2 separate regions of the Homo sapiens genome follow, and region 2 is linked to region 1. The links are chromatin loops, found by intact Hi-C in ENCODE. Cell type or tissue: mammary epithelial cell. All regions are shown on one strand.

Region 1 (5,000 bases):
TGGCCTCAGTGGCTTCCCAGTCCTGGGTCACAGTCATGGAGATTTAGCTCTCTTCCCTGCATTCCCGAATGCATATTTTCATTGCAAAGTGACAAATCCAGTGATCTCTCAAAGGGTTAAGTGGGGGCAGGGGAGGGAGGCAGCAGAGCTCTGCTGCCAAAACTAGATAGAGAACCTGCAGCCTGCCCAGCCAGTAGGACAAGCAAGCCTACCCCGCCTGGTGCTGCCACCCAGTGCCCAAAAGAGCAGCAAGAGAAAGTTCAAGAAGCAGGTAGAGTGAGAGCTTCAAAGAATTACAAAGGGGGTGTGTATGGAGGGGTGTATGTGTGTGCCTCTGAGCCTCTGGTTTGAGGCTGGGGGCAGGGCTGAAACCAAATGGCTTTAGGGACTCAGAGTTTGGAAGGAGAAGGTTGGAGCTACTTGAGATGAAGCTGGAGGGCCACTGCCCCAAGTGCCCAGGCAGGTGGGGCACAGGGCTGGGAGCCAGGGCTGGTCTGCATTGGCCCAGCGGCCAGCTCCAGTCCCTCTGGTGGGCGGGGGCCCTGCTGGGGGCTGAATGCCTGCTTCCCATTCCCGGCTTCAGCTCTGTTAACCAGAGGCCTTGGCACAACCCAGCATCTCCCTAAACCTCCGTGTCCTCATCTGCACCTCCCACAGTGAGAGGATCAAGTACATTAATTCATGGGAAGCACTTAGCCGTTTCTGGCACAAGTTAGTGCTCAATGTTACTGTATTCACAGAGAAATGGTATTAGGACTCACTTAACATTTTTTTTTTTAACAGCAGCTCACATCTTAAATTAATTTTTTAAAAGGAAGCTTCATATTACTATTGTAAATGGAAAGCCAATACTACTTGCCATTCACAGTAGGTATTCGTACAAATGAATCCAGGACAAAACGAATGATATTCCATTTTAGCTAGTCACTGCCATTGTCCAAGCCCTTAGCCTGATGCCTGCTTTCTTTGTTAAAAAAGTCAGTTTATGAAGATTGGGAGTGGTGCAGAAGCCTCACTGGCCCCTCACTGAGACATTCTCCTCGATGGATTCAGAGGACTGAAGAGAAACAAAGAGGAATGACTTCCTCACCATCCGATTCGGTGCTGTGTTTGTAAATTGCTTATAATCATCTTGTGCACCACCCCAAATCATTTCACTCCCTGGCGGGTAAGAGTACCCCACAACTGCGGGAAACATGGTATGATCTTGAGCAAGCTATTTTAAAAGTCTTACTCTTTGTAAAGTAATGCATTCGTGTGGTTCAGATGATATAATGTACAAATGTATATAGAGAAAAGCCTTTCTCCCTCCTCTGTCCCCATCCATCCATCCCTCCTCCACTCCACTATAACTACTGTTCTTAGTGTCTTCTAAATACTTCCAGAATTTAGTTATGCAAATATGAGCAAACATGAATATACTATTTTTTCTTTTTTTATACAAATAATAGAAAAATTTGACACGTTTTTCTCTGCCTTTTGCATTTTTCACTTAGCAGTGTATCTTGGCACATTTTATATGAGTACATGAAGAGCATTTTCATCCTGCAGTATTTTGGTGTTTGAGTTGTCGACCCTGTCTTGGGCTCACCTGTACCATGGGGGATTGACTCAGTTGACCCTCAGGGCCTTGCAGCTCTGACCCTGAACCAACCCATGGGGTTTTTCCCTGAAATGTGGGGATCTTGACAGAACTGTCTCCCTTTCTCCAGGGCCCAAGGGGAGATATCACAACCTTATAGGGTTTCTCAGTCTCCTTTGCAGTTGGATAGGGTGCAATTTCTGCCCTCATCTGGCTCCTTGAAAAGGCGCAGTGGCCTCACCTGAACACTGCCTCCTGGGTCACACTGCACCCTGAGACGAGCTGAGAGGGACTCCCCACAACCTCTGACAGGCAGGGAGTGACCCCCGCCTGGCCTCCCTCATTCTGGAAAAACAAACAGGCTGGGCTAGACTTCCACGAAGGCCCCTTTCAGCTCTGAGACCGACACCTACCACAGAGGGCCTTGCCCTTAGTAGACGCTTGATGGACTTTGCTGCTGCCTGGCCTGGCATTGCCAACGTCATTGTCCAACACGTTGCTGTCCCCACTTCCTCTAACACCCCATTTTCTTTCTTTTTTAAAAAAAATTAACTTTTCAGTTCAGGGGTACATGTGCAGGTTTATTGTATAGGTAAACTTGTGTCATGGGGGTTTGTTGTACAGATTATTTCATCACCCGGGTATTCAGCCTAGTACCCACTCATTATTTTTCCTGATCCTCTCCCTCCTCTCATACTCCACCCTCTGAAAGGCCCCAATGTGTGTTGTTCCCTTTTATGTGTCCAGTAACACCCCATTTTCATGAACATCTGGATTAAGGAAGTTAAGAAAAGCCTTGAGGAGAGACCAAGACCCCAGCTTTCTTGCTCTGAACTGGGTAATGAACTCTCAATGCCCTTTTGCAGGGACCTGAGGGACCCCCACCACCTTGGTGTGTAGACTGGAAAGGTTGTGAAAGTTGTCTCATGGCGCCACCTGGTGGAATTTTTGGACAGGAGCAGGAACTCCCTCCTGCAAATATACTACAAATGGATTCATCTGCTCTCCTGCTCCCGGTTAGTGCTCACCTCAGCCAGCCCAGGCTTGGTATTACCTTGTATTTTGGAAAGGTTTCTGGTGGAGAGCATGCACAATTCCATTATAATTTCTCATTCACTGTGGTTTCGTCCTGGGTTGAGCCTAGTGCCGGGAACATTCATAAGTTTTGTTTCATTTCATCCTCTCCCAAGCAAAGAAAAATATATGTCCTTCCTTTTTCCCAGAGTAAAGGAATTTATATGTGGCCACAAAGTTGGCAGGCAGCAGATCTGGAGCCTGCCTCGCCAGCCTCCAGCAAACTGAATCTGGGAGCCCTAGGGAGGGTGGAAGGTGGCTGTGGAACCCCCAGGGAGAGGGTTTGTCGCCGGGGTCTAGTCTTGAACCAGACCTTCCAGTATTTGAGTTTTCAGCCTAGGAGACAGAGTGAGAAGTTTTAGACTTGGTGGCCCAGGGTTGCTGTGATCATGTTAGTGGAAGGGGCTTGCTTACTGTTTAAGGCTGCACTCTCTCTAGGTGGGGGTGGCTATGTCTAGCCCAGCCTTACCCAGTGCAGCACCCACCAACGCCTCACACTTGCCTGTCCTTACTCAGAGCCTGGCGCCAGGTGGTTCCCCTCAATGAACGTGATATTTGTGACATGGGGCCCATTGCCTAGCTCTTGTCTTTTTCACTGGAGGCAAGAAGCAGGCGAGTCAGACAGGCTCCCCATTTGGTAGCTTTGGGCAAGTTCCTTACTGTGCCTCATCTGTGAAATGGGGATGACGTGTCATCTAGGGCGGTGTTGAGCTGCAATTGGAAGACGTGTATGCAGTGCCTGGGGTGTAGCGGTGTGCCATGGATGAGGGTTTGTATCAGATCACCTCCTACAGGGCCCATTAGTGAAAATTGTCTGCCCTCAGTCAAGAAAATGTAAAATGCAATTTGCTTTCGAAATTCTGGGAGGAAAAAAAAATAGAAAAATTTCCCAATATGTCTGCTTACCAGTATCATGCAGTGAAGACATCTGCCTCTGAGGCATGGGCCTGTGTGAGCACGCTTGTCAGTCTATGAGGGGGTGTGTTTGTTTTTTCTTTTTTGCAGCTTTGAGCTCAGCTAATCCTGAGAAATCACTTTCTTCTGATGAAGTGGCTAAAATCTGGACGCTGTCAGCAAGGGAACATACAAGCCAACCACAAGTGCCTCCAACAGCGTGTTCCTTTTCCTGTGATAGTTGTTCTCAACCTAGCAACACCACCAGTTCATCTGGGCAGCTTTAAAACATGCAGCCTGGGTTCCAGTTCCAGAGCCATGAGCCAGCCTTCCTCCAGGTGGGAGCTGCCCTGTCCCCGGGGAGCAGGGTTTGTGGCTCCTTCCCTCTCACATGGCAGACTGAGTTTCTGAGGGCAGGGATCATGCTCAGCTCTTTTTTGTATTCCCAGTCCCAGACAGGGGCCCTGGCCCTTTGTCAAAACTTGGGGACTGCTCTGCAAACTGCATGAGAAGGCATGAGGCACTAGCCCAACTAAAGGGAGGAGGGGACCCCAAAAACAGAGCCCATTCTTCCTGCCTTGACTGGGTTGGATCCTGGTGACTTCTCTGTCACCTGTGTACTCAGGGACATTATTCTCAAGTTGTAAGTGCAGGTAGCTCTACCCCGCAGCACGTGTGGGATGAAGAAGGAAGGAAGAAAGAAAGGAGGGAGGCAGGGAGGGAGGGAGGAATGAAAGAACCTAGGTCAATAGTATAAATGTAGCTCTGAGCCGGGGGTCCCAAGGCTCCCTGTGACATCTGCCTGTATCCCAGCCTCTCTTTAAATGAAGAAGCAGCCTTCCTTGAAGACCCACCAGGTGGGAACTGCTGCCCACTCCAGAAGCCTGGGGAGGGTTTCTCTCAAGACTGTGGCATTCGCGCTTCTCTCTCCCTCCTCTGCTGCACTTGCTTTTCCTTGGAGTCAAGTGACAGGTCAGGCCCAGCCCAGGGTGCAGAGGGTGCAGTGACCCTGGGACACATGGATGTTGTGGGAGTGACTCATTGTGGCCTCACAGCTCAGGAAGGGGGTGCATGTGCTGTCTCCTTGCCTCTGCCTTATTCCAGGGGAGTTAGACTCTTGCCTTTTGCTCCCAAGCCCTTGAGAAACCAGGGCTGGATCTACTTGGGATCTAACTACCAGTGCCCTAGTTATGCAGGAGTTAGAAACTGAAATGCCCTCAGGGACCAGATAGGTGCCAGAGAACCGTGAGAAGCAGCTGGGTCCCAGGCACCAGGGAGGGGTGCGGTCTGTGGAGGACTGGGCGGGGCAGACCCCGCTAAAGGCTTCATCGCGCTGCACAGCACGTTGCGGGGTAAGGCTGCCACCACTGCAGCAGGGATATTGGTGCTCCTCCTGGCTCACAGCAGGCCCTGGGGTCTGTGTTCTGGCTCCTCCTCCCCCAGGAGCTGC
Region 2 (5,000 bases), 220 kb after region 1:
CTTTAAAATCAAAAAGCTCATCATTCAGAGATACAGGCCTGGTTGTCAAAGCAAGACCTATGAAGCCTGCAGCCCCTCCCAGGCCTCTGAGGGGTGGCATTCGACATGAGTCTGACCTGAGCTGTGACCCTTCCCCAGCCCCTCTTCTCTGCTCCTCCGGCAGTCGCCGGGCAGGGCACTGGCCAGCAGAGCCATGATGTGACGTTTGAGCTTCCCCAGGCAGGGCCTTGCACAGGAACACTGGCGAGATCCGGTGTCAGGAAGAAGTCCCAGGTCATAGGTGTGATGCCCAGAGACTTGTCTTCCTTCAGGGACCTGAGTGACCCCTCAATGGAAGAAAGCAGCCCTGGCTTGGGACTCAAGGGCTGGGGCTGGAGGTCAAGGGTCTCGTCAGGACCACTTGCCCCTCCCAGTCCAGTCGCAGGTCACAAGGCCCAGAGCCACAGGCAGGGGAGCTGCCCAGAGGGCTGCAGCCGGAGGAGACTGGAGTTTGGGAATTCTGTGCGAGCTTCCAGACAGCACATTTCCTTTCTGCATCTCAGTCCCTCACTCAGAAAATGGGGCTGCTGACTCCTACTCCAGCCTTTCAGGGCTGTTTTGTGGCTCAAATGGGAAAAGGTAAAACAAAGCCCTGAGAAGGAAGAAGGACTGAATGTCAGCCACAGAGTGCCCCCAGACAGGAGCTTGCTTCTGAGTAGAGACCAACGTGGGGCCAGCCTCACCCCAGGACCAGCGGGACACCCACCTCTAAGCTGGACGGAAGGCAGAGTCAGGGGGTCTGTACCTGGTGGGCAGCGTGGGGGCTGCAGTCTCACTCTGGGGTTCCCGGCCTCAGTCTGCAGGAAGCAGTAGACGCAGTGACCAGCAGATGAGCCCTGCTCCAGGGAAAAGCTGCCACAGCCCCCAGCCTCAGGACGAAGTGTCAGGGTACTTGGATGGGGCGGTCTCCTGAGCTAGAAAAGAAGCCCTCAAGGTCAGGGACAGCGGGTGACCTTTACAGCCTTCTGCACAGCAGCCATGCATAGCTGGTGTTGAGCAGGTGTTGAAAGCGGGCATGAGGGAGACACAGCTCCAGTGTGCCAAGATACAATCTTCTTTACCCCCTCATACCGCACTGAGCCGTGCTTCCAAGCACCTGCCTTCTGCTGAAGAATGAGAAAAATAATTCTGAGGAACTCAGCCACTTCCTGCTCAACCCTTAGCCTTTCAGGTTCTCATCAGCTGTCGAGACACCATTTCCCTCTCTCCCTTTCATTCACCCAGAATTACAGCTGGGTGGGGGAGGGGCACGGGGGTGGCCTGGCGCCATCTTCTGTCGGGTTGTCGTTCCTCTTGCCAGGGGCTGGGCATCACCCTCCATCCCCCTGGGCAGAACCTGCAGCCAGGTCCCCCATGCCCTCCTTGCCTGTGGCCTTCTGCGGCCATTTTCCTGAGCCCCAGGCTGCTATCCCCCATTCCAAGGGATGTGGGACTCTGGCATCAAGGGAGCTGCAGGGATGGTAAGGGGATCTCCTGTCCCTCTGCCTGCTCAAACTGTCTCACCAGAGCCATCTCCACGAGGGCTCCAGGCCCCAGGCATATACCCTTACCCATTGCTAGCTAGGCTGGCGAACGGCTTCCCTGGAAACACAGGACTGCATCGGGAAGGAGAGGAGGCTGGAGGAACTTTAAGGTTTTGTTGGGAGGAGAAAGGGAGAATGGACGCAGAGGAGGTAACCAAGAAAGTCTGCTACTTAGGCACACCCTCCTGCGTCCACAGAGAGGAGTAACCCCGGCTGCTGGGCATCTGAGCCTCCCCCGTCCCACCAGCCCTCAGGCACTTGCCAAACAATGCAAGGAGCAAGGAAGTGAAGGGGGCACCTCCAGATTGAAAGCAGGGGTTAGCCAAGGGCAGAGTGTCAAGAAGCCCCTGGAGCCAGACCAAGTGCCCCGCCAGGCTGCCAGGTGTGAAGTCCACTTCCATGGAGTTTACAGGAAGGTGGCCACTCAGGTTGCTGTCAGGTGGCTCCAGGGGTGGCAGTGGCATAGCTAGTAGTATGGAGTCCTCTGGGGACCTCCTGGGGCCAGGGCATGAACTAAGCTGGAGGGGATCTTACTGGCTCCTGTCCCTTCCTTGCTCGTACATTCCAGTCTCTCTGCCAACCTTAACAGCTGAATGGGGATGGGATAGAGAGCTGCAATCAATGCTAGTCCCCATGCCTGGTATGAGATGTGTCTGGGGAGTCCAGGACACCCAGCCTCTCCACCTCCGTCTCTGCCACTCCCCAAGGCTAGACTCAGTCCTGCCTGATTAGTTAGAAAAGGGTCCTCCTGCTTCGTCTACTTGCTTCCCCTGAGTCTCACCTCCAGGTGGCTCTAGTTTCCAGGATGACTAATAGGTTCCATATCATGTGCCAATTTCTGCTGATTGATAGTGGCTGTGTTGCAAAGAATTGTGAAACCTTGTCTAGGCTCATTAAGGAGCTGTGATTGATTATCAGTGTCAGCCATGAGTGCAGGCACAGAGACTGTAGGTGTGTGTGATTTAAACTGCTGCCCACTTCTCCCAGGACCTGTTATACCCCATCAACCTGGGCTGGAAAGGTCTGGGGGTGTCTTGTGGCCGAGAGATGTCATCATAGGACAGATGTGAGCTGTGGCGTGCTGGCAAACGCTTAAGAAGTGGCTCTTGGGGTAAGGTGGGGCTGCTTTGTAGCTTTTGCCAATTTCTGTGGTGTGAATACTCCCACCATGGCCAATTTCCAGCTGCCAGTGTGAAGTCACTGGGCGCCAAGTTAGGAAGAGATGCCCACAGTTGGCTCTTGCAAGACTGCACAAGTTGGCTCTGAGTAGTCAGACATTTTTCCTAAGAAATGTAAAGCTTCTCAAAGCTTTGCTAATGGTGGGCTGTTCTGTGAATAGCACTAGACCAGGATTCAGGATCATTTACCAGCCATGAATAATAGGCAAGTTGCACCCTTCTCAGAGCCTCAGTTTTCTCATCTATAAAATGGGAGTTGGGTTGTGGTGAACTGTGATATAAGGAAGTGCTTTATCAGTCACAAAGCATGATTTGTCAACCATGCTCCCGGGACATCAAATAAATTCAGTTGGTCTACCCAGAAATCTGCCTCAGGCTTCCCTAGAAACTCAGGGTTTGGGCCATAGGGCTGTACGTGACAGGGCTTGAGTGTTCTCTTTGAAGTTAACCCCAGAAGACACAGGCTGCCTTAAAGCTCACCGGTGTCCCTTCACAGGCCAGTGAAGGGACTGCCTTAAAGCTCACCAGTGTCCCTTCACAAATTGCTTTTCATGGTTTTTAAAGTTACTCATGTTTCCCTTCTTCACTGCTCTTTGAGGCAGAGGCTGTTCCTTTTATTTCTCCATGTGCCTCCTTCAAGCTTCGGGGGCCCATGGTCCCGGGAGGCAGGCAGACCTGGGGCCAAGTACCAGCCCAGTGATGCATGTGTTCTGCAGCCTTGAACGCACCATAAACTCTCTGGGCCTCAGGTTTTTCATCTGTAGAGTGGGAACAATAACCAACAATACTTCACTGGGTCATTGGGCAGACCGAGTGAAATAAGGGTCTTAGCATAGCGTCAGGCACAGAGTACATACTCTGTAGATGAATAACAGACAAATTACTATTTGTCCGAATGAGGTCTTGGGTGGAGGTGGAACAGGCCAAACTGTAGAAGAATGGGATCCCAAGAGTTGGCAAACCACAGGTCGGTGAGGCCTGGGCCACGGGTAAGGGCGTGCGTCCTAGGGACTGAGGCACGGGAGGAGCCCCGAGGCAGGTCTGGTGCCATTAGTCCAGCATGGGGTTTCTCATCCTTAGCACGATTCACACGTGGACTAGATGAGTCTCTGTGGCAGGAGGCTCTGTGCATTGTCTTTTCAGCAGCATCCCTGGCCCGTACCCACTACAGACCAGTAGAAACTTCCCAGTCGTGAAATCAAAATGTCTCCAGACATTGTCAACTATCCTCTGGGGAGCCAAATTCCCCCGAGCTGAGAACCCCTGCTCCAGCAGGCAGAGTGTAACCAATATCATTAGTCACCCAAGGTCTGAGGGGAGCCCGTGATGCACAGCACCTGTCCTGGCAGAGATGGGTGGGTCGGGCATGTGGCAGAGCTGGTGGCAGGTGGTCAGCTGCAGGCACCAGGAGGCATGGGTGGGGGCTAGGACCCCAGCTTCTAGGAGCCCAGCGGTCAAGCAGGGTCAGAAGATGGTTCAGATGACACTGAACTTGGGAGCACCCTGCCACTCTTGATGCCCCCTGTCCAGGACCAGGACTGGATCCAGCGACTGGGTGGCACCAAGTCCAGGGTCGAGGGGGAGGGGACTTACCTGACCACTTTAGAAGGGGCTGAGGGCCCAGCCGCCCCTTCCACCCCTGAGAACTTCATGACCTCCAGCCAGGAGAACACAGGCTTTGCAGCAAGAGAGACCAAATTCAAATCCAGGCCCTACCATATGGAAATAAAAGTTAAACAATCAACTTAAGCCAGGCATGGTGACTCATGTGTATAATCCCAGCACTTTGGGAGCCCGAGGCAGGCAGATAGCTTGAGCTCAGGAGTTTGAGACCAGCCTGGGCAACATAGTGAAACTCCATCCTTACAAAAAATACAGAAATTAGCCAGGTGTGGTGTGTGGTCTCAGCTACTCGGGAGGCTGAGGTGGGAAGATTGCCTGAGCCCAGGGAGGCTGAGGCTGTAGTGAGCCGTGATTGCACCACTGTACTCCAGCCTGGGCAACGGAGTGAGATACTATCTCAAAAAATAATAATAAATTAAATTAAATTAAATTAAAATTTTTTAACCTTAAGAATCAGATGCCATCATCTAAGAGCAAGGTGACCACCTTAGGCAGGTTGCTTAACCTCTAAGCCTCAGGTTCCAAGTCTATGGAAGGGGTGATAATGCCAACTTCACAAGGTTGTTATAAAGACAAAGTGCGGTGTTATAGTTACCATGCTTAGCACTGTGTCTATGTCTGCCGCATAATGAGCACT

The links. A loop is a pair of places that touch in the nucleus more often than their neighbours do. Peaks named below come from ENCODE experiments on the same cell type or tissue, not always from the same donor. Only the 100,000 strongest peaks of a DNase experiment are listed, where the experiment ranks them.
Region 2: a loop joins it to region 1, with 4 times the contacts of the local background. A loop is called at or near these places in 1 of 110 quality-filtered maps.

The regions. Positions count from the first base shown.
Region 1 is chr10:69,636,897-69,641,896 of GRCh38, forward strand. No RefSeq gene overlaps it. Among named protein-coding and RNA genes, the nearest start is that of FAM241B, 9.2 kb to the left of the region's middle. In mammary epithelial cell, CTCF peaks have their summits at 238 (motif pointing left), 2,522 (motif pointing left) and 3,233; DNase peaks (open chromatin) are centred at 2,645, 3,355 and 3,605; H3K27ac peaks cover 907 bases.
Region 2 is chr10:69,859,307-69,864,306 of GRCh38, forward strand. The region is part of intron 2 of COL13A1 (collagen type XIII alpha 1 chain); the gene reads left to right. Among named protein-coding and RNA genes, the nearest start is that of COL13A1, 60 kb to the left of the region's middle. RefSeq lists an enhancer at 1,245-1,950. In mammary epithelial cell, a CTCF peak has its summit at 2,344 (motif pointing right); DNase peaks (open chromatin) are centred at 2,385 and 4,505; H3K27ac peaks cover 2,481 bases.